Linked DNA regions of Homo sapiens: all the other regions are linked to region 2. Evidence: chromatin loops called from intact Hi-C (ENCODE). Cell type or tissue: GM12878. All regions are shown on one strand. Region 1 has its middle 80 kb from the start of LINC02214. Region 2 overlaps LOC105379137 (a long non-coding RNA gene). Region 3 has its middle 57 kb from the start of LINC02214.

Region 1 (8,000 bases), 260 kb after region 2:
TGACATATATTAACAAGTAAATGGAGGCACAATAAAATTTTAAAGAGTTTATTTGAGCAAACAATGATTCGCGAATTGGGCAGCTCCAACCAAAAAATGATTGAGGGGCTCCACAGAGAGAGCATAAGGGGAAGACTTTTATAGGACAACTGTAGAAGTAAAGCAAAGCAGACGTTTGATTGGTTACAGTTACACAGTTGTCTTATTTGGTCTATCTTATTGGAAAGTCTGTAGTTATGTAATTGTAAGTTTGTTGGCTGTGTCTGATTGGTTGAGCTTAAGATTTATTTTTCTTTAATAGGCATTTACAAGAAAAAGCTCATTAAGTTTTGCTTACGTTTGCAAATCAAGCAAAGTTGAGGTCACTTTTGAGGCCTCACTGGTTTTGTCTGCTCAGGAATTCTTCAGGCCTAGTCTCCATTTTAATTTAACGGCCGGGCACAGTGGCTCACGCCTGTAATCCCAGCACCTTGGGAGGTGGGCGGATCACCTGAGGTCAGGAGTTCGAGATCAGCCTGGGCAACACGGCAAAACCCCGTCTCTACTAAAAATACAAAATTAGCCAGGCGTGGTGGCACATGCCTGTAATCCCAGCTACTCAGGAGGCTCAGGCAGGAGAATCGCTTGAACCTGGGAGGTGGAGGATGCGGTGAGCCAAGATCATGCCATTGCACTCCAGCCTGGGCAACAAGAGTACATCTCTGTCTCACCAAAAAAAAAAAAAAAAAAAAAAAAAATTTACTTTAACATGTATATTTTTATATTTTTTTTCTCTTATTTCTAAGACTTAAGGGGAGAGAGGAGTTGAGGAGAGAGATAGAGAGATTCTGTTCAGTTTATTCCTTTGGCATAATCCCCCAGCCTTACGAACATTTTTTTTTTTTTACACACAGACACAGACACACACAGTACATCTAAACCTTAATGCTAACTCTAAATAAAGTAATTAGATCTATGTTGTTCACTATCACAAACAGTAAACCACAACCATTTCCATGACTTCCTTGGATTTGACAGGCTTTCTGAATGATCTTCCTACCCAAGAAATAGTTGCCCGAATTCATTTTTCTCTCTCTATGAGAAACTCTAGACTGCTTGATAACAAATTGCTGCCTGTTTCTTGGTGGCCCCTGTTTCCTGTGTGTCCCTCATTGCCTCCTTCCTTCTCTAACCCTCTCCCTCCCTCAGCCTGCCTTGTGGAGCCCTCCACAGTCTGCATAGGACTATTATGGCATTTGAGTCCAGTATGTTTTAAGGTTCCTTTCTTTTCTCAAAATCGAAACTTCAGAATTCGCATTTAGATCACGTAAAATAAAACTTGTGTCAGAGGCCACAACAACACATTCAGAGCCAAATAGACCACACGATAAAAATGTGGTCCACTCAATTTACTACCACACGAGTGCCACCAACATCACATGTGTACCTGCTGCACATCAGTCAGCCTTCCAGGGAAAATGTCTACAAAGCATTACTAGGTGGCCGAGTGCTTTGCAGAGATGTGAAAGCCTATGCCTAGGGCTCAATTTTTTTGGTGTCTAAGATGAATTTGGCCAGTAAATTCTACCTGATATACTCCCCGCACTGTGATATGAGCAAACAAACATATGTAACAGTGAATGAATACACACTGAAAGGCAATCTAGTGTAAAATTAAGAATCCAAACTCTGATTAAATCTGAATGTATCAAATGTGTGATCTTAGACAAATTATTTAACCTCTCTGTGCCTCTGTTTTCACATCTATAAGGTGGGGACAATAATGGCACCTACTTCTGAGAATTGTTGTGAGGATTAAATACTTAGTGTGTGCAATGTGCCTAGAATAGTACCTAGCACACAGCAAGCTTCAATTAAGTGTTTGCTAATATGACTATTACATATTACTAGCAATTGCTGCTACTATCCTCAGGAGAATAGAATTAGTCAATGACAATTTTTGGAAGAAATGCATCTTTCTTGACTTTTTCCTGACTTCCCACATACAGAACATGGGAATGGGCATCTCCAGAGAACAAACCACCCAAAGTGTGTGGAAGAGGTCACTGTAAGACTATTGGGCTGGTGCCCAGGTACCCCGAGGAGAAATGTGACTCTATGTCTTTTAGCTCCCTTAGAAAAGTTCAAAACAACTTCTCACAGCTCAGCAAACTCATCAATCCCCAATTTCCTTGGGTACCAAGCAGCCCAGAAGTTTGGAGCTGCCATGTCTCACGCAATCTCCAGCCACAACTGAAAGAGCCAGATCCCACTGTTTGGGCAATCTATCTCTGCCTGGACCATGTGCAGAATCAGGTGCTGCAGTTTTAGGCTCAGAAAAATGGCAAATGCCCACAGGCTTGCTCAAGTCATGCTCAGTTTCTGGACAGAGAGCCTCTCTTACTCAATCATGGGAGTCCAGACGATGAGGACTGGTCATGAAGGCACTTTATGGCCAGGCCCTGCTAAGAAGTCTCCTGTCAGTAACTTATATTTATTTAACCTGTATCCACTGGATACAGAATACTGTCTAAAGTGTTAGGGGAGGGTAAGGAGGGATTATCAGAAAAGAATTAAAGATGGTGCTGCTTTTGGGTTATGAAAAGGAATATAACCTATTTATGGTTCTTGGGATTGAGTGGAAGAGAGAGATAAGATTGAGGAAGGGTTTTGTTGTTGTTGTTTTTGTTTTTTTTTCACATTGACTGGATGATTGTAGTTTAAGCAAATATCTCCTTGGCCTTCCCCCATCTCTTCCGTTTTTGTGGTAGCCTCACATCTTCATTTCAAGATGTATTTGTTGGCATTCCTCATGAGTACAATAGGTCTATTTATTACATCTTAGAAATCAATACTCTGGTTTAAAAAAGTGCCCCCTGCCTTGCTTTCCCAGAGAGGATGTGTTAAAGCGTGCATCATGCACATGTGCAGCCCTGCCATCGCTTTGAACATCACTGGACACAGACACAATCTTCACTAAACCAGGTAAGACTGTAAAAGCAGCTATAGGGAAAATGCTTTTCATCAGAGCATGCCAGCGCCAGGCTAAGATATGTGAGTGTCCCAGAGTCTAATTATTTGCTTTCTTGTCCAATCAATATTCATTAAAATATTGACAAAAGAACACATGCTTAGTAAATTAAGAGGAGAATAGAATCCCTGTGGCAGTTTTCTACCTCTCTGTTTGCCCCAAGCAGTTCATCTCTTGCTTCAAACTTGCACACTCAACTCAGCAGAAGGAAAGCCCTACAATGAACCAAATCGCCACTTTTAGAAAGCAATTTAGTAACCACTAGGACCTAGGGGTCTTTACACCCCACCACACAAAGCACAGTATCAAATTATTCCTACATTTCAAACAAAACGATTCTCACCCTAAAAGGAATTCTGGTCAATATAAATGTCCCCTTCTCACTATATTTCCAGGGATGCTTTTGTGCCTTTTGTGTATCAGCCTCCCACACAGCTCTCAGCCCTGGGCAGTGCAGAATGGGGAAAAACATGTTAACAAAGAGCAGGGGAGAGGAGGGTGGCTGTGCTCTCAGCCTCACAGAAGGCTTTCTGGTGCAGGCCAGAGGCCGGGGGACCTGCCTGTGAGCATGTGGTCGTTTTCTCAAAAATAAACAAACAAGCAAGAAAGCAACAACCATCAAAAACCTCAGAGTCTAGGGAGGAAAGGAACGAAGAACGAGGTGTCATGGTAAAGTGCCAGCTTTAGTCTTGTGAGATCTCGTCTCATTTAGGGACTCTGCAGGATTTAGTTTCCAGCTTTTTCTCTGGCATCCTCCCTTTGCCAGCTCCTTAACAGAACGCTTCAGCTGGTCTCAGAGAAAAGGCATGGCCTCCATCTTCTAAAGCAGTGCTGTCCAGCAGAAGCCAATGAGGACCACATATGTAATTGCCAGACTTCCAATAGCCACATATTTAAAAGTAAGAAGAACTGGGTAAAATCAAATCTAATACCTTTCAATCCAACATATCTAAAATATTATCATTTCAACATACAAACATTATTAAAATTATTCATTTGTTTCATTCTATGTATTGGACAATGCAATTATTAGGGCTCTTAGCCTCATGGTGAGACTTGTCCCTGTGCCCAGGGAGTTTGCAGTCTGAAGAGAGGGTGGAAGTTTGAGGACCACCTGTCTGTGAGTTACTCTTGTCTGAAGGCCTATTCCAGACAAAGAGGTAGCATCGATTACTGATTGAAGGTCCAGGCTCTGAAGTCAGACCACAGATCCTCAACTCTGTCTCTTACAGCTAGGAGATTTTGAGAAACTGGCTGAATCTCTCTAAGCTTCAGATTCTTCACCTCATAGGTTGTTTTGAGGCCTGGCCATAAAAATCAATAGAAAAATATGTTCTCTAATTACATAAATTATGAAATATTGATCATTGATATAGTTATTAAGAACTTGGCATAGTCCCTGGTCTCTAAATCCCTGAAAAGGAATATTTCTAGTTTATCACTGACTGACAAAGCCCTATGATCAAAGAGAAAGAGAAAGTTAGCTGATTAGTTAGTTGAGTAGAGAAAGAGAAAGTGGAGATGAGAAACAGCATAGCAAGGGAAACAGAATTCTTATAGGCAGAGGCCCAGACACTGAATTTGCCTTGCCCCATGTCTGAAAACACCGAAGAAACGAGGAAGTCAGTGTTTAATAAGTGGGGACTTCCCAACTGTCATGTGGCTGGGACCAGAACAGCCAGCCCCTTTGGGTCATATTAACCCAGAGGAAAATCCCATTGTTTCCGTAGAAGAGGTGGGAGGTGAACAGGAGAGCAGAGGTCAGCAAGTGTCCCAGAGGGCACTGAATAAACTTTTTCTCCCCTGGCAGCAGAACTGTCCTCGCGATACAATTCCTCTTCCCTGTCAAGATTTCCTGGTCACAGTATTTCTTCTTAATACTATGTTTGTGATTAAAAACATGGAGTGAATTAGGATAGCAATGGAAGGAAACTAAAGTCTCCAGGGTTACAGGACCTCAGTCTCACGTCCCATCTTACCCCAGAAACCCCTTTCTATGTGTCCCAACAGGGTCCCTTGCCCTCTGTGTGGCCATTAGTGCAGGTGAGCTGTTTAGTTGACAAAGTAGCCTACAGCTCTACACGTTAGAAAGATCTCCCTTGTATGGAGCCAAAATATGTTTTTCTTTCCATTCCAGCTCACTCTTGGCCTGAGTTTTGCCCTCTGGACATGCCTAATATCTCTTTTATGGGACAGTTTCAAATATATGAAGGCCGCTATGACATCTCCCCTCACTTCTGCATGTATTTGCCAAACTAAACAACATCGCATTCTTCAATCCATGTCTCACTGACCGAGGTATCCAGGCTGCTTTCTTGCCCTTCATGGAATGGGCTACATTTTTGGAATGTCCTTTTAAATGGCAATGCAGTGTGGAACACTCTCCTCCCAATGCACGCTGAGCAGTACCCAAGAGATTGGACTATTGTTTGGGACACACAGCTTGTCAGTCCCATTGCACGTCTGCCTCACCATCCTTCTAGCTGATCATGGTAAATGCTGCCTGTTCTCATTCCACAATGTCTTCCCCCACCTACCCAAGCCCCACCCCACCTCTGCCTCAGCCCAGAGCCTCCTCATCGCTCACCTGGATTGTTGGCATGGTCTCCAACTGGCTTCACTACCTCCAGTCTCTCACTTCTGCAATGCCTCTTTCGCCTTGTTGCTAGATTGTTCTTTCTAGTCCATAAGTTGGTTCTTGTCACACCCTTACACAGAAACAATCCCAACTCCCTGTGGCCTGCAGAATAAGTCTCGACTCCATAGTACAGGATCAGAAGCCCTCAATGATTGAGCTTTCCCCTATTTTCTTGGTCTTATTGTCCTTGACAGGTTTCCAGCCATGCCTAACCTCTTGCCATTCTCCTCAGCCTCAAATACTTCACACTTACTCCCTGGTTGTGAAAGCCTTTTGTCATACTTCAAAGCTCAGATAAAACATCATTTTTCCAGGATGCCTTAAATGATCTCCTCCTTGGAAAACCAACAGTGTATTAGTTGTATTTCCTTATTGGGTCATTCATTTATAATTTTTTTTGCTCTTTTTTTCTTCTCTTTTCAACTAGATGCTGTCCCTATAATCAAGGAAGTTTTGGTGTAATGAGAGAAAACACACACACAAAGAGCAATCAGAGTCGTGAATGCTCTAAAAGTGGATGGCTGTGGGAGCCTGGGGTGTGGGAATGGGAGCATGACCCAGAGAACAAGACATGAAAGCTAAGTCCTGACATGAGTGAGAGCTCCAGGCCGAGGGACTTACCTGTCGAACAGCCATATGGCCAGTGAGATCATGGGCCACTTAGAGAAAGGAATATTTAACTTTGTGGCTGCTTCGTAGCATGAAAGGTGGGGCATGGTAGGGATCAACCTGGACAGGCTGGCCAAGGCCAGGTCAGGCAAGACCTTGCAGGCTATGTTTCAGAACGTGGCCCTTATCTTGAGGTCAGTGGGGAATCTATGAAAGGTTTAAGCAGGGGAATGACATGCTGAAAATTTGAGCTTAGAAGTTCCATTACAGTTGGGAAAACTGGCTAGGACCTGAAACTGGACCCCTTCCTTACACCTTACACAAAAATTAACTCAAGATGGATTAAAGATTTAAATTAAGACCTAAAACCATAAAAACCGTAGAAGAAAATCTAGGCAATGCAGGACATAGGCATGGGCAAATACTTCATGACTAAAACACCAAAAGCAATGGCAACAAAAGCCAAAATTGACAAATGGGATCTAACTAAACTAAAGACCTCTGCACAGCAAAAGCAACTATCATCAGAGTGAACAGGCAACCTGCAGAATGGGAGAAAATTTTTACAATCTATCCATCTGACAAAGGGCTAATATCCAGAATCTACAAGGAACTTAAACAAATTTACAAGAGGAAAACAAACAACCCCATCAAAAAGTGGACGAAGGGTATGAACAGACACTCTTAAAAGAAGACATTGAAGCAGCCAACAAACATGAAGAAAAGCTCATCATCACTGGTCATTAGAGAAATGCAAATCAAAACCACAATGAGATACCATCTCACACCTGTTAGCATGGCGATCATTAAAAAGTCAGGAAACAACAGATGCTGGAAAGGATGTAGAGAAATAAGAACACTTTTACACAGATGGTGGGAGTGTAAATTAGTTCAACTATTGTGGAAGACAGTGTGGCGATTCCTCAAGGATCTAGAACCAGAAATACCATTTGACCCAGCAATCCCATTACTGGGTATATACCCAAAGGATTATAAATCATTCCACTATGAAGACACATGCACACGTATGTTTATTGCAGTACTATTCACAATAGCAAAGACTTGGAACCAACCCAAATGCCCTTCAATCATAGACTGGATAAAGAAAATGTGTTACATATACACCATGGAATACTATGCAGCCATAAAAAAGAATAAATTCAGCTGGGCATGGTGGCTCATGCCTGTAATCCCAGCACTTTGGGAGGCCGAGGTGGGCAGATCATGAGGTCAGGAGTTTGAGACCAGCCTGGCCAACATGGTGAAACCCCATCTCTACTAAAAATACAAAAATTAGCTGGGCATTGTGGTGCACGCCTGTAATCCTAGCTACTCTGGAGGCTGAGGCAGGAGAATTGCTTGAGCCCGGGAGGTGGAGGTTGCAGTGAGCTGAGATCGCACCACTGCACTCCAGCCTGGGCAACAGAGAGAGACTCTGTCTGGGAAAGAAAGAAAAAAATGAATGAATTCATGTCCTTTGCAAGGGACAGGGATGAAGCTGGAAACCATCATTCTCAGCAAACTAACACAGGAACAGAAATCCAAACATCGTATGTTCTCACTCATAGTGGGAGTTGAACAATGAGAACATATGGACACAGGGAGGGAAACATCACACACCAGGGCCTGTTGTGGGGTGAAGGGCAAGGGGAAGGATAGCATTAGGAGAAATACCTAATGTAGATGACAGGCTGATGGGTGCAGCAAACCACCATGGCACACGTATACCTATGTAACAAACCT
Region 2 (8,000 bases):
GATAGAGAGGAAAATCTCAAGGAGGTTTCCCAAAATTCAGAAGAAAACAATGACGAAGTTTATAGATAGAAAAGAGAAACAAAATTAAACATAAACAATTTGGGTTCTCAAAGAACATAATGGAACAAGTGGAACAAAAAACAATACTGACATATATAATAGAAGAAATTTTTCCTAAGCTGACAAAAAGATTCATTTATGTAGAGAAAAGCTCATTATATCCTTTGGGGAAAAAACAAAACAAAAACATGTTAATATTGTTTTTGCCCTTTTTCATCTTTTCCTATTTTGTTTACAAGTTTAAGCTTTCTTCATACCCAAATCTCATCTATGAAGCCTTTATTTTTAAAATAGTTTTCCACCTCAGCCAAACTTAATTGCTCGTTCAGCCTCACTTCAGCCAAACTTAATTGCTCGTTCAGCTATCAGCATTTAAAAGTCTTTTCCTTAGCTTTAGAGCATAAGAAAGTTAAATTTTATAATTTCTCATTCGTTACTGTCAGTATATATGATGCTTTGTACTATTCAAACAGAGAATAAAGATTCTTTCCATTGATCTTGAGGTATTACAAAATACCTCAATAAATGCTCAGTAGTAAAAATAGATCATATTTCTTAATAAAAATAGTAAATGAATTTGAAAATTAGGACAAAACAAAACAGAAATCTCTCAAAACTATTATTTTAAATGATTGTTGACCCAAGAAGAAAATCAATGCTTTAATTACAATCAATTCAGAAACTTTATTTTTTATTTTTATTCATTTTTATTTTTTAAGACAGAGTTTCACTCTTGTTGCCCAGGCTGGAGTGCCACGGTGCCATCTTGGCTCACTGCAACCTCCTCCTCCCGGGTTCAAGCAATTCTCCCGCCTCACCCTCCTGAGTAGCTGGGACTACAGGTGCCTGCCACCACGCCCAGCTAATTTTTGTATTTTTAGTAAAGATGGGTTCTCACCATGTTGGCCAGGGTGGTCTTGAAATGACCTTGGGTGATCCACCCGCCTTGGCCTCTCAACATGTTGGGGTTACAGTTTCTAGGCCACCATGCCTGGCTTAGAAACTTTAATGTTATCCCTCAAAGCTAAATTTATAGGATATGGGTAAGCCTACACTGAGAAAAAATAAATAAATAAATAAATAAATAAATAAATAAATAAATAGCTTTAAATTAGTATGAAATTCAAGGCTTTTGAATAAAAGTTGTAAAATTAACCTAAAGAAGAGGAAGAGGAGAATGAATATGTTTAAAAACAGAATCCAGTGATGATCATTGGATTATTTTTTGAATCTTAACCATGTGACCAACACTATGCCAAAACGTTTATTTTATTTATTTATTTATTTATTTATTTATTTATTTATTTATTTCAGACAGAGTCTCGCTCTCTCGCACTGTCACCCAGGCTGGAGTGCAGTGGCACGATCTCGGCTCACTGCAAGCTCCGCCTCCTGGGTTCACGCCATTCTCCTGTCTCAGCCTCCTGAGTAGCTGGGACTACAGGTGCCCACCACCATGCCCGGCTAATTTTCTTTTTTTTTTTGTAGTTTTTAGTAGAGACGGGATTTCACCGTGTTAGCCAGGATGGTCTCGATCTCCTGACCTCATGATCCGCCCGCCTCGGCCTCCCAAAGTGCTGGGATTACAGGCATGAGCCACTGCGCCCAGCCCAAAATGTTTACTTTTATTGTCTCATCAAAACCTTAAGACAATCCTGTGAAGTCAATACTATTATCTTCAACTTAGCAGCTGAGAAAGTTGAGGTTCAGGAAAGCAACAGTAGAATAAACCTCAGAGCTGGATGTTTGCAAAATGCATACTGAAAAAGATAAACTCTGGAAAGATTTATCAGGTAGAATAAAAAATCAGAAATGAAATATAATCAGATTGTGCAACAGGATTATAGTCAATAATAATTCAACTGTACATTTCAAAATAACTAAAAGAGTATAATTGGATTGTTTGAAATACAAAGGATAAAGGCTTAGGGGATGGATACCTCATTTTTCATGATGGTATTATTACACTGTGCCTGTCTGTACCAAAATATCTCATGTGCCCCATAAATATATACCTCTACGATATATGCAAATAAACTAAAAATCAAAAAAATTTTAAACAAATATAACTAGAGAACTATAGATTTTAAAATCCTATAGAAAATATTTTATAAAATGTGAATATATTTTACTATATGTGAAAACCTTGATAATGTATATTTTAGAAAGTATAAATTATCATATTTAACCCAAGAAGAATTAGAATTCTAAATAGTCCTTCAAGAATTTGAAAATGCTGACAAAGAACTACTCTAATATTTAACATAATCCCAATAAAAATTTCAATGAGATCTCCTGGAGAACTTGAAAGATAATCCTGCTGATCACTTAGAAGAAAAAAAAAAAACAAGAATAACCCAGATCTTTTTTTCATTAAAGATGAATAATGAGAGAGAAATTATCCTACTGGTTAAAGTATATTATAAAACTATAGTAATTAAAACTTAGTGGCACTGTGGAAAAACAGTGGATTGGATCTATGGATTGGAGTGGAAAATCTATACATAGATCAAACATATATATATATATATACACACACACACACACACATACTTCCACTTCGACTGTAGAAAGCCATAAGTTAATATCACTCCAAACTTAACGATAAGAAAAAAACAGATGACCTACAAAATCATACCTTCTCTGGAGCTGAGCAATCTAGGCACTAAGTGAACTAAATTCCAAGGAGACGTAAACCCTCCCAAGCACAGACAAGGCATATAACTATTTCATCTTCGACAGAGCACGAGAAAAAGAAGTAGGCAGCATACAAGCAAGTAAGGAGAAATCAACTAAAATTTTAAGAAATTCATTAAGGCCAAGCATGGACTAGACTGTCAGTATAGAATAGCCGGGAACTCCAGACTCATAGAAGTGTGGGCTCCCTGGCTACCTTGCTTTCCCACAAGAAAGCCTGCAGGCAGAACAAAGGAGGCAGAAGAGAAATCTCCCACCTCTACTCCGCAAAGTTAGCCGGATGATGCAGCCTGCAGGAAGTGATCAACAGCTGCTGGGGAGAGAAAACACACTTCCTATTTCCCCAGACCCTTCTCTCCTATGAAGCAGATGCCGTATCTGCCAGCAGAGGGCAGCAAACTCTCCTGCCCCAGGGTCCAGGCATACACTCATTGCTTACCGGGAGGGATGCAGGTTAAGACAAGTCTATCGCCGGGGAGGAGGTGGGAAGCCATCTTTCCCACAGGATCTAGGGAAAGAGCCACTGTTACTAGGAAAGGGGTAGATGCAAAAGATTTCTGCTCCTGGGAGAGAAAACTCACATCTACCTTCCTTTCATTCTCACATGTACCTAACTCCAGCCCTTCTGTTCTCACCAAGCAAGTTTATACTCACCTTAGCACATTTTTAAAAATTGAGCTAATACTCGCATAACAACGAACGATTTTAAAGTATACAATTCAGTGGCATTTAGTACATTCGCAATGTCCTCAACAATCACCCTTACCTGTTTCGAAAACATTTTCATCACACCTGTAGAAAACTCGATACAAATTACGCAGTCATTCTCCACCACCACCCCAGCCCCTGGCAATGATTAATCTCCTTTCTGTCTCTATGGACTAATCTATTCCAGATAGTTCATATAAAAGGAATCACACAATATGTATGTGACTGGCTTCTTTTGTGACTGGCTTCTTTCACTTAACCTAATGTTTTCAAGGTTCATCCAAGTCATAGTTTCATGTGTGTCCGTGTGAAGAGACCACCAAACAGGTTTTGTGTGAGCAGCATGGCTGTTTATTTCACCTGGGTGCAGGTGGGCTGAGTCCGAAAAGAGTCAGCGAAGGGAGATGGATTATCATTAGTTCTTACAGGTTTTGGGATGGGCGGTGAAGTTAAGAGCAATGTTTTGTGGGCAGGGGTGGATCTCACAAAGTACATTCTCAAGGGTGGGGAGAATTACAAAGAACCTTCTTAAGGGTGGGAAGATTACAAACTACATTGATCAGTTAGGGTGGGGCAGGAACAAATCACAATGGTGGAATGTCATCAGTTCAGGCTATTTTTACTTCTTTTGTGGATCTTCAGTTACTTCAGGCCATCTGGATGTATACGTGCAAGTCACAGGGGATGAGATGGCTTGGCTTGGGCTCGGAGGCCTGACATTATCATGTATCAGTCCTTCATTTGTTTTTAAGGCTGAATAATATTCCATAGCATGGATATACCACATTTTGTTTATCCATTCAACTGCTGATGGACGTTAGGGTTGTTTCCACCTTCTGGCTATTGTGAATAGTGCTGCTATACCCACCTTCAAACATTTATGCCAGCTGTTCTCGATACCTGGAACTCCTTCCTGGAGAATCACTGCACATCTGGCTCCTTCTTGTCATTCAGGTCTCACTGTAAATGCTACCTCTTTGAATTGGTTTCACAATCACAGTTCCAGTGTAGCTCCCCAGGCACCGGCTGCCCCAGTTCTCAGCTTAGCACGTCTCCCAGTCTAAGATTCTTCTGCTGGTTTGCTTATTGGTTCTCCCACTAGAATTATATCCTCATGGAAGAAAGGAAATCTTCTGTCTTGTTTTATACTTTCCCTTCACCCCTTGAAGAGTTCCTGGTACATAATAGGTACTCAACAAATAACTGTTAAATTAACGAATACATTAGATAAACAAAATAAAACAATACACAATATTTTTTGCCTGTCAGCTTGACAGAAATTTACAAGAGCCCTGTTAATCAATAGAACTACAGTGGGGTCTCCAGAAAAGAGCCGTCCCATCCATCCCCTGCCATAGGGAAGATAACATGAAGCAAATTTTCTTGAGAGCAATTTGGCAGTAAATATCTGAAAGCTGAAAACTACCTATTCTTTGCACCAGTCATCTACTTCTGCATATTTACAGGAAAAAAAAAAAAAACTAGATCTCAAAGATGTAGACCAAAGGATATTTTCGCAACATTTTAAAAATAGCAAAAAGATGAGTCCCTGTGATATCCATTCATAAGAGACTAGTGGTACTACAGGGAATCAATACAAGGAACTGTCAGGCCTCTGAGCCCAAGCCAAGCCATCGCATCCCCGGTGACTTGCACGTATACGCCCAGATGGCCTGAAGTAACTAAGAATCACAAAAGAAGTGAAAATGCCCTGCCCCGCCTTAACTGATGACATTCCACCACAAAAGAACTGAAAATGGCCGGTCCTTGCCTTAACTGATGACATTCCACCACAAAAGAAATGAAAACGGCCTGTTCCTGCCTTAACTGATGACATTCCACCACAAAAGAAGTGAAAATGGCCGGTCCTTGCCTTAAGTGATGACATTACCTTGTGAAAGTCCTTTTCCTGGCTCATCGTGGCTCAAAAATCTCCCCCACTGAGCACCTTGCGACCCCCACTCTTGCCCGCCAGCGAACAAATCCCCTTTGACTGTAATTTTCCTTTATCTACCCAAATCCTGTAAAACAGCCCCACCCTTATCTCCCTTCGTTGACTCTCTTTTTGGACTCAGCCCGCCTGCACCCAGGTGATTAAAAGCTTTATTGCTCACACAAAGCCTGTTTGGTGGTCTCTTCACATGGACGCACATGAAAGGAACCGCATAGGGTCATTACAGGAGATAATATGAATATATGTTAGTATGAAAATATGTTCATAGACTTTTGCCAATTATAAAAGCTAGGTACAAAATGTATGTAAAGAAGGATTTAATTTTGGTAAGAAATGATATGTATGGTGACGTGAAAGGGAGAGCGAAAGAGAGGAGAATGATAATCATTATGATTGGGGGATATATGATTATAGCAAATGTTTTGCTTTTTTGACTAATAGTTTTTCTTCTTATATCCTCCAAAAGACACCTTTTAATTGTAATTATAGCAGGGCACAGTGGCTCACGCCTGTAATCCCGGCACTTTGGGAAGCCAAGGCGGGTGGATCACCTGAGGTCAGGAGTTCAAGACCAGCCTAGCCAACATGGCGAGACCCTGTCTCTATTAAAAATACAAAAATTAGTCAGGCACCGTGGTGGCGCACACCTGTAATTCCAGCGACTCGGGAGGCTGAGGCAGGAGAATCGCTTGAACCCAGGAGGCAGAGGTTGCAGTGAGCTGAGATCACACCACTGCACTCCAGCCTGGGCAAAAGAGTGAAACTCTATCTAAAAAAAAAAAATACTGTAATTATAAAAACAAATGATGTAAATAAATAAAAATAATCTCAGGTACATAATGCAATTAGTTATTCCTCTCAAAAACATGAAGCAGAAATAATATTCTTATTTGAGACATGTATATCATTTAAGTAGACACCAAATCCAGGTGAAATTTTCTGAATTTCAGAATACTTAGAGTTTCTGTATTGACTCATCCTAAATGTTATCAATACCTGTTTTTCCACTTAAAATTTCTAACACTATTAACAACACATTTAGCAGGTTATATACAATTCCCTTATTGTCAATGATCTTTGAATATTATAAAATATGCTAATGATTTCACCCTTCAGGAACTCTTTTGAATTCAGTGCACTAAGTCATAGACACACAGGACATTTTCAGGGCATGTTACCTATTATGTCTCCAGGGAAATAGGAATTTAAAATTTTCTTAGGGAAACAACAGTTTTGCCTTCTGCTAAACGCTATGCAGTTGGAAAGTATGTGAATATGCTTGGGAAACAAAACTCTAGAATCCAGGAATAGTTAGGCAGCTTGCAAAGATACTTATCTAGGATCAGAATGCTCGACAAAGGAAGTTGAGCAATGCAAGGCATGGTTTCCAGCTGGGGCAGAGTTAGGCAGGTCTTGATGCTTATAAGGCCAAAACAAGTTTACGAGGTTAAATGGTGGGGAGGGTGTGGCAGCTGTGTGAGTGCAATCAGGCAAGCGGTAGTTTAATGCAGGTGAAGAGCATGGTGATTCTGGGCCACCAGATGATTCACTGGGGTGATAAGGAAAGAAACCAAGATGGGAGCCTACGTGCAAAACACAGATCAATGCTCTGGAAGAGGAAAGGTCTGTGGCTTGAATGCACAGCATGGTTTGGACTCATCTCTGGCATACAACCTGCCTGATCTAGGACAAACAGTTTAACTTGCAGCTCTGACTCAACTAGGGCTGTAGCTGCTGCCTTGTCAAGATTAAGGAAGGGAAGAGGTTGTGTTAACCTTGGCCCAAAGGAGGGAGTGGGGCATAGATGATTTCTCCAGAAAGGGGCAAAAAAGGCAGACATTGATGCTTTAATTGATATAAAAGTAAATAAAGCAGATCTCTGACAACAAAGTGCTTACCACGTCATCAGGAAGGAAAGCCATAACGTAGAGATAAAGAACCTTACGTGTAGTGAAAATGGGGCAGGTGCGTTTTGAGTTGTAGAGGAAGGCCAGCTGCGGCAAGTCTTGAAGGCCCAAATGCAGTATTCAGTCTTTATGCTATAGGCATGGGGAAGCCTTCATAGTTTTTGAATAAGGGGATGACTTCATAAAGGTACCATTTTAAAGCAATGGATCTGGTTGTAATGGATAGGGAGAGTTCGGCATGTTTTCATAAAGATACATATTTTAAGCATAATCTCTCTCTTCCTTGTGGGAGTTTTTCCATTTTTCCTTTGGTGTCCTCAGATTCCTGACTCTGCTCTGTCATATACACCAACATGCCAGCACTCTAGGGCCTTGACGTTTCAGAAAGGAGTACAGTAAAAATGGCAGCAAATATGACCATAGCAGTAACAACAACTATCATCTTGTAGCCAAGTGGAGCTCAGAGTTGAAAACAAACTTCAATTCATTTGGGGATGTTTTAGAGATATATAGACTGTCACTCTTCACATCTCATTTTCAAAATTCAAGAACCCTACCTGCTAATGGACAAGAACTCAGAAGTTATTTAAAATATTTGATTCTTTGTTCTAATAATAATGAAAGCCAGAGAACCACAGAAAAGAATTTTTGTAACGAAGTCAACTTAAGTATGA
Region 3 (8,000 bases), 240 kb after region 2:
GAAATACTGGCTCAGGAGAGCGTTTGTAAACTTTTCTTCAAACTATGATATTTATTTGAAGATCCAGTCCAGCTCCATCAATTTCTAGGGTTACACATTCCTCTTTTTTTAGCGAGGATTAAGGGGGTTGGTTATTACTAGTTCTAAGGGGTTACACTGGCTACTGGTACAGGAAGGGCCACTTTTCCTTTGCTGAAGGTGGACAGGAGTTTTTCATTTTTTTCATCTAAGTAGCCTAAATGACACAAGACCAGTATCTACATTTATTTTTACACAGTCTTAATTTATGATAAATGTACTTATTTTCTGTCATATAACCTCTTTCTTAATTAAGAGAACCTCATCCTATTTTTAACTTATTATTAATAATAAGAGAGCACAGGCATCGAATTTTAAGGTGACTCATTTGGGCACCTTTTTGTTTGTCTATTTTGGCTAACACTTTACTTGTATCCTTTATGAGCCTCCACCAGTCCTCAGTCCTTAATCTTATTTTAAAAACTGTGGTCATGGGAGGCTCAGATGGGTCATAACACACATCAGGTTGGTCATTTCCTGGGCTACATACCTTGTATAGAATAACATTATACAAACAAGTTTTTTTTTAGAGTTTCAGCACACTTATAATAACCATAAAATAATAGGACCATAGCAACCTTTCGTGCCACTTTAGTGACTTGATTTATATACTGGGAACAGCCTTCAGTCTGAGGAAGGTCAGTTGAAGTCCTTACTGTACAAGTCTAAAAGTTAAGGAAAATGAGTCCTGCGATGAGTTTTTTCATGCTTGGGCTGTGCGTGGACCAGTCAGCTTCCGGGTGTGACTGGAGCCGGGCTTGTCATCTTTAGAGTCACTTTGCAAGGGTTGGCGAAGCTGTTCCTGTCCATGTACAGCTCACAGTCTACTGATGTTCAAGGATGGTCTCAGAGGTTGGGCCTGCTAGAATAAACTGAGTCCAATATCTCTAAACAGTTATGTACAACTGGGCTGGGTGATACCGGGAGCAAGGTGGTGGGGTTTAGGGTGTTGCAAACTTCAATGGTTATGCAGGGATTTTTATAGAACAAGCTTTGGTATCTAGTAGCATTCGTTAGCTAATGATGTCCTTTGGTATTTATTAAAGTCACCACAGCATGGGGGGACTTTATGTTTCAGTTTTGCCTAAGAGTTAGCTTATCTGCTTCTTGTGCTAACAGGGCCATTGCTGCCAGGGCCTTTAGACATGGGGGCCAGCCTTTGGAAACCTTGTCTAGCTGTTTTGAGAGATAGGCCACTGGCCTTGGCCAGGGCCCTACAGTCTGGGTTAAAACTCCAACTGCCATTTTTTTTTTTTCCTTTTTTCAACACATACTGTGTAAAAAGTTTTGTCAGATCAGCTAGCCCTAGGGCTGGGGCCAACCTGAGTTTTTCTTTTAACTCATGAAAAGCTTGTTGCTGTTGGTTGTAATAGATGTAGTTTATTTAATCTACATTTTTATTAACTGTCACCTACTGAAATATTGACTTAAATCTTGTAGCTATTTGATTTCAAGCTTTAAATTGATCTGGTATTCCTTGCAGGCCTCCAATTGCATCTAAATAGATGTAAGAGTTGAAAGACCTATAAGGGGCTTCTCTCGCTTTACGATGTTTTATATTTTCTCCTTCTGGTTGATGAAATGCCAGGGTGAAAGGGATAGCCAAATGGACTAAAGCACAAGTCCCACTCTAGTTATTCAGCAGAGTGCGTAGTAAAGGTCCACCATAATACCACCACACATCCGCTCAGGGATGAACAGGGGCCTCATCGCATCCTTTCAGGTCTCCAAGGAATGCTGTTTCCTCCCTGTTGTGAGAGACACGAAGTGAACTTAGTGTTGGGAGATGGAAGCTGGATGGCCCTCGGGGGCTGACCTGCAGGGTGCCGGACTTCAGGATATAGCAGAGAGAGCTTGGCATGAATTATTACTCCAGGCTGTAAAATCCTGGAAAAGGGCTACCATGAAGCCTACGCCTGGTCGACTGGAGGACCACCTTAGTGGAAGAGGGACAATCTGGGCCTCTGGCCTGCCATGTGTACAAGCATAACAATTGCTTTTATTTAACGTGCAGATGGAATATTTGATCCATTTTAACCAGGCATTTGCATCTTGGTATCTTGTCTTAATTGCTAAAGTTTGTCTTAAGTCTTTAACTTCTATGATCTTTTAGAAAAATGAATGTATGATTTTAGGAAATTACAAAAACCAGTTGGGGCAGTCCATCCTTGTTCTTTAGTGGTCCACAGAATGTTGGACCAACTATGGCATGAAAGCTCTGCCTCAGGGGGCAAGACTCCTGGTTGGCACTGGGGCCTTTATTGAAATCTCCCTGGATTAAATGGCCTTAGTTTACTAATGCCCAGTCTGAGGAGAGTCAGGAGGGACAGAAGTACTTTTCTGAAGTAGACAGCTGTCTTTGACTTGGCAAGTCCTCACAGGCTATAACAAGGCAAGCATTAAATGCAACAGTTTGAGGCGAAATTGACTTGGTTATGTTAATAACTAGATGGTCAGCAATAGAGCGCGAAAAGAAGAACGAGTAATAGAATAGATGAAAATAGTTAGATTTTTCTTAGCTTTAGTTTGGTAGAGTTTTCCTCTGGGACTACGGCCTACGAGTCTGGAGGGGGTGGCACTTTCTTGACTCGGATGTGAAGAGTCCATCCTTTTTTGCTGTACGAACAGCAGTCTTGGTGGTTAGCAGCGCAAGGTAGGGTCCTTCCCAGGCTGACTGGAGTTTTTCTTCTTTCCACCTTTCGATGAGAACGTGATCTTCAGGCTGCTGCTGGTTTACCGGAAATTCTAAGGGTAGTACATGTGCTAAAAGACTTTTAGTTTTGAGGGAAAGGAAAGTGGAAGGTAAACCAAGTATATAATTTCTAAGAAATCGACCTTTTGTTTTGAATGTGGGGACCTTGGCAGTGGACTTTATAGTCCTTAGTGCCTTTTTACTGAGAAATTTCCTTTAGCACCTATTTTTATTAGCCTTTAGACCAAAGAGAGCTAAAAACCATTTTATATTTAATAATGCTTTTTGTATGATTTTTATACCAGATAAGCTAAATTTTATCTTTATATTAGTGTGTTATTAATGTTAAACTTAATTTTAATAAAATCTTGTAGACATATTTATCTAATTTTTAATGTTTGACTATAAGGTAAGATGTTTTAGACTCTTTTTAACCATTTATAATTTTTGTTAAAGAACAGGTTGGTGCTTTAAGAAAAACCTGTTATGCTTTTATTTAATGTCCGGTTTACAGAAAAACTGGATGATACTTCTTTAACTTTAGCTAATATGTTTACACACAGAATTTACACACAATTAATGTTTTAAAACTTCCTTAAACCTTTAAAACAAAATACACATATTTTTAACCTTTTAATGTAGGTAAAAATCCACATTCTTATGCCTCCTTATAATCCTTTTACCAAATATATACTTTACTTTCCTTATACACCTTGCACATAAACTGTCTCTTCAATAGTTTTACATTTAGGAGGCCTAATTACTTTTAAATTATACATTTCTTGCATAAATTCTTTCTTTTTAACACACTTTTTTTTATAACTTTTTCTTTTCACGACTTTTACAGGCAATTTTTCGACATGCCTTAACTTTCTGACTTATTACAAACATTTCTTTCTTTAAACAACCAGTTAATATATTTCAGGACAATAATTTACCATATAACATTCTTTTTATATAAATTCCACCCTCCCTTTTTTTTTTTTTTCCAAAGATGATAACTATTCTTTTCTCCTCAGACACCGAGTTAAAGAAGGAAGAGGTTTATCGGCCGGTAGCATCGGCAGGACTCCTGTCTCAAGAGCCGAGCTCCCCAGGTGAGCAATTCCTGTCCCTTTTAAGGGCTCACAACTCTAAGGGAGTCCGCATGAGGAGGTCATGATCAATTGAGCAAGCAGGGGGTATGTGACAGGGGCTGCATGCACCGGTGGTCAGAGTGAAACAGTTCTGTTTCAGAAACTGTTTCAGAAAAGTTCCCAGAACAGACTGGGAAGTTTTACAATGTCTTTCTATAATCTATAGATAACATCAGTTGCTAGGTCAGGGGTCGAATTTTAACTACTAGGCTTAGGTCAGGCAGGCCCAGGCCTGGTTTCAGGTCTGATTCCTTGGTTTCGGGTCTGAATCCTAGGCACCTTTAGTTTTGCTTCTCTTTCCTTTTCTGAGTATAAAACAATATAAAACAATATGAGAAGGTCTGTCTCTCTTCTCTCACTGCCTCATCCTCCTGAGTAGCTGGGATTACAGGCATGCACCACCACGCCCGGCTAATTTTTTGTATTTTTAGTAGAGACAGTTTCACCACTTTGGCCAGGCTGGTTTCAAATACCTGACCTCAGGTGATGTGCCTGCCTCGGCCTCCCAGAGTGCTGGGATTACAGGCGTGAGCCACTGCGCCCAGCCTAAAATTTAAATTTTACTAGGCGTATAGTATTTTATCTGGCAAGCCTATCCATTAAGTATTTTTGTTTAAAAAAAAAAAAACAGTTTTGGTTTTATTGATAAGTCCAGTGTTCTTTAAAGTCTCTTTGATAGGTTTTTAAATATATATATAGTAATTTCCATCTTTTATTTATTTCTCGCTTTCACCTGCAATTTATTTTGTTCTTTTTTCTAAGTTTCCTAGGTTGTTCCCTGAACTAAGTCTCTGATTCATTTTATTAAAATAGAAAGGTTAAAGTCATGAAGCTTACTCTGACTGGGGCTCTATTCGCATTATGGAGATTTCTCAATGAAGAGGGCTCATTTACATTAATTGCTAAAGCATTTGTAATCTCCGTTGTTTTTGTTCGTTTGTTTCCTCTCGATTCAAGAGTCATTTAGAAGAGGTTTTTTTATTTGAAGTAGATTTTTATTATTTTGTTTACTGTAGAAATTCAATATTTTGGTTTTTTGGTAGGAGAATATGTTGTACAAGTGTTCTACTTTGGGGAAATAATATTAAAGCTTTTTGTAGGCCAAGTATGTAATTAAATCTTGTATATGCTTTATAAACATGAGGGGAAAATATATATTTTGTGTTTATTGAGGTCAAATAGAGAAATACAACAAAGTCAGTTAATTCCATTATTTAAATCCTTCAAGCTCATACTTGTTACTGGCCCAGTTTACCTTGAACAAGATGCTGACAAATAGAAATCACGCTACACTTGTGTTCAAGAGCTGCAAATGCAATAAGTTTTGTGCTCCATGATTTATGAAGCATTTTTAAACATGACTGAATTTCTATGAAAAAGTGTCCTTTTACAGGGATTTATTACATAATATATCACCGTAGGCCAATTAGACCCTGTTCAAAGGATAGAAAAGGCCAAAAACATGAATGAGATTATGTAGGTAAAATGTCTCATACAATTCACCAAAGCCACACTTGCCCAGTGTTCCATATGAAAATCACAGTGCATGCCGGGTGCAGTGGCTCATGCCTGTCATCCCAGCACTTTGAGAGGCCGAAGCAGGCAGATCACCTGAGGTCAGGAGTTTGAGACCAGCCTGGCCAACATGGTGAAACCCATCTCTACTAAAAACATGAAAATTAGTCGGGCATGATGGTGCATGCCTGTAAATCCCAGCTTCTCGGGAGGCTGAGGCAGGAGAATTACTTGAACCCAGGAGGCAGTGGTTGCAGTGAGCTGAGATCTTGCCATTGCACTCCAGCCTGGGCAACAAGAGTGAAACTTCATCTCAAAAAAAAAAAAAACAAAAAAACAAAAAAACAAAACAAAAAGAAAAGCACAGTGCTCATTGTTTTCATTCATGGATTGCTTGAGGGATATAGAGAAAGCTAAGAGAGATTCTGTAAGATTTTAAGTTAGCTTCCAAACTCAAAGTCTGGGCAGGCAAAAATCAGAATTTTACCCTTCCCTAACAAATTGGGGGCTGGGTAGGGGAGCAGAAACTGGAGGTTAGATGTGACTAATACATATTAGTCAAACACAAAGCAAAAGGAAGAATTAGGTCACAGCCATGTATAATTATGAAAACTTGCAAATGAACTTGTTTTTGGTTTTCAGAGCTTTTCAATGGATAGTTCCTGAAATGCTGGGCCATGCAGAGACATCACAATTGTAAAAACACAAGGAGGCTAGGACTCTCGACCATACACTGATGTTGCTTATTCTCTCTTTTCCAAGTTTCTTGGAAAAACCAGAGCTACTGTGCATTTCTAACCTTCAACTAGTTGACAATAATGGGATTCAAGTATTTTTCAGGAGTAGGTATATTGCACAGTGATTAAAGCAAAGCTAAGGAACTAGACATCCTAGGTTTACATTATAGCTTTGATACTTCCTAGACAAATTACATAAAGCTTCTCTCTAAAGCTCCATTTCTCAATTTTAAAATGGGAATGATGATGATAATGCCTACCTCTAAGAATTATAGGAAATTATTCTTACAAAACATTCTCCACAAACCTGACACTCAATAAATATTACCCAGTGTTAAAGAACGTATTGTATCGGGGCTGGGTGCAGTGGCTCACGCCTGTAATCCCAGCACTTTGGGAGGCCAGGTTGGGCGGATCACGAGGTCAGGAAATTGAGATCATCCTGGCTAACACGGTGAAACCCCATCTCTACTAAAAATACAAAAAATTAGCCGAGCATGGTGGCGGGCGCCTTTTGTCCCAGCTACTCGGGAGGCTGAGGCAGGAGAATGGCATGAACCCGGGAGGCAGAGCTTGCAGTGAGCCGAGATCGCGCCACTGCACTCCAGCCTGGGCGACAGAGCGAGACTCCTTGGTTTTGTTTTGTTTTTGAGACTGAGACTCACTCTGTTTCCCAAGCTGAAGTGCAGTGGTACAATCTTGGTTCACTGCAACCTCCACCCACTGGGTTCAAGCGATTCTCCTTCCTCAGCCTCCCGAATAGCTGGGACTTCAGGCGTGTGCCACCATACCTGACTAATTTATGTATTCTTAATAGAGATAGGGTTTCACCATGTTGGCCAGGCTGGTCTCGAACTCCTGACCTCAGGTGATCCGCTGAACTCGGCCTCCCAAAGTGCTGGGATGACAGGCATGAGCCACCATGCCTGGCCTGTATCATATCTTGGTCTAGCAGAATCTGTGAGTAGAAATGCTTTTCACATGGTTTGTTTAAGACTCTTCAACATCCTGGTTCTTGAGCTGTTCAGGAATAATCCCATCCATGTCTTTCACTATTGGCAACCTAAAACTCATTTTCTAATTATTGCAATTGTATATCTTCTCAGAAAATTGAAAGGGCTTCATCTGAACCATTGATCAAGTCAACTCAATGATTTCAGGTATATAGCACAAATCCCCAAAAAGGCTGCTCTCCAGAAATCTCCCTCCAACTGACCCAAGAAGGAAGACATTTGGTAACCCACCCTAACATAATAAGCTCTGTAATTAGATTGCAGATTCTCTGAGAACCAAGGTCCTATATCTTTTTTTCCATGTTGTTTCCACAAGCTGGAACAATGCCTGGCCCATGTTACATGTACAATAAATTTTTTTTTTTTTTTTTTTTTTTTTTGAGACGGAGTCTCGCTCTGTCACCCAGGCTGGAGTGCAGTGGCACAGTCTCGGCTCACTGCAAGCTCCGCCTCCCGGGTTCACGCCATTCTCCTGCCTCAGCCTCTCCGAGTAGCTGGGACTACAGGCGCCCGCCACCACGCCCGGCTAATTTTTTTTTTTTTATTTTTAGTAGAGATGGGGTTTCACCGTGGTCTCGATCTCCTGACCTCGTGATCCACCCGCCTCGGCCTCCCAAAGTGCTGGGATTACAAGCGTGAGCCACCGCGCCCGGCCTACAATAAATATTTTTAAACACATTATGGAAAAGATATTGATAGCAAAATTAAAGGAAGTATTTTTTTAAAAATCTTCAAAGTTTCCAAAGGTATAAAATTGTAGTATACCAAAAGCCAGCCCAGCAAATGCAAAGGGGAACATTAGGTCTGATTTTCAGAAATTGTGATGGGT

The links. A loop is a pair of places that touch in the nucleus more often than their neighbours do. Peaks named below come from ENCODE experiments on the same cell type or tissue, not always from the same donor. Only the 100,000 strongest peaks of a DNase experiment are listed, where the experiment ranks them.
Region 1: a loop joins it to region 2, with 3 times the contacts of the local background. A loop is called at or near these places in 2 of 110 quality-filtered maps.
Region 3: it touches region 2 in a loop (4-fold over the local background); 2 of 110 quality-filtered maps call a loop at or near these places.

Annotation. Positions count from the first base shown.
Region 1 is chr5:116,678,470-116,686,469 of GRCh38, reverse strand. No RefSeq gene overlaps it. Among named protein-coding and RNA genes, the nearest start is that of LINC02214, 80 kb to the left of the region's middle. RefSeq lists an enhancer at 4,409-4,838. In GM12878, no CTCF peak of the experiment used is centred here; a DNase peak (open chromatin) is centred at 4,589; H3K4me3 peaks cover 579 bases; H3K27ac peaks cover 1,229 bases.
Region 2 is chr5:116,943,248-116,951,247 of GRCh38, reverse strand. All of the region lies in intron 1 of LOC105379137 (a long non-coding RNA gene), which reads left to right. Among named protein-coding and RNA genes, the nearest start is that of LINC02214, 190 kb to the right of the region's middle. RefSeq lists enhancers at 4,902-5,591, 6,284-6,973, 7,986-8,000. In GM12878, a CTCF peak has its summit at 3,137 (motif pointing right); a DNase peak (open chromatin) is centred at 3,177; H3K27me3 peaks cover 155 bases.
Region 3 is chr5:116,700,936-116,708,935 of GRCh38, reverse strand. No RefSeq gene overlaps it. Among named protein-coding and RNA genes, the nearest start is that of LINC02214, 57 kb to the left of the region's middle. RefSeq lists enhancers at 4,129-4,228, 3,635-4,361. In GM12878, no CTCF peak of the experiment used is centred here; DNase peaks (open chromatin) are centred at 4,025 and 6,025; H3K4me3 peaks cover 341 bases; H3K27ac peaks cover 1,078 bases.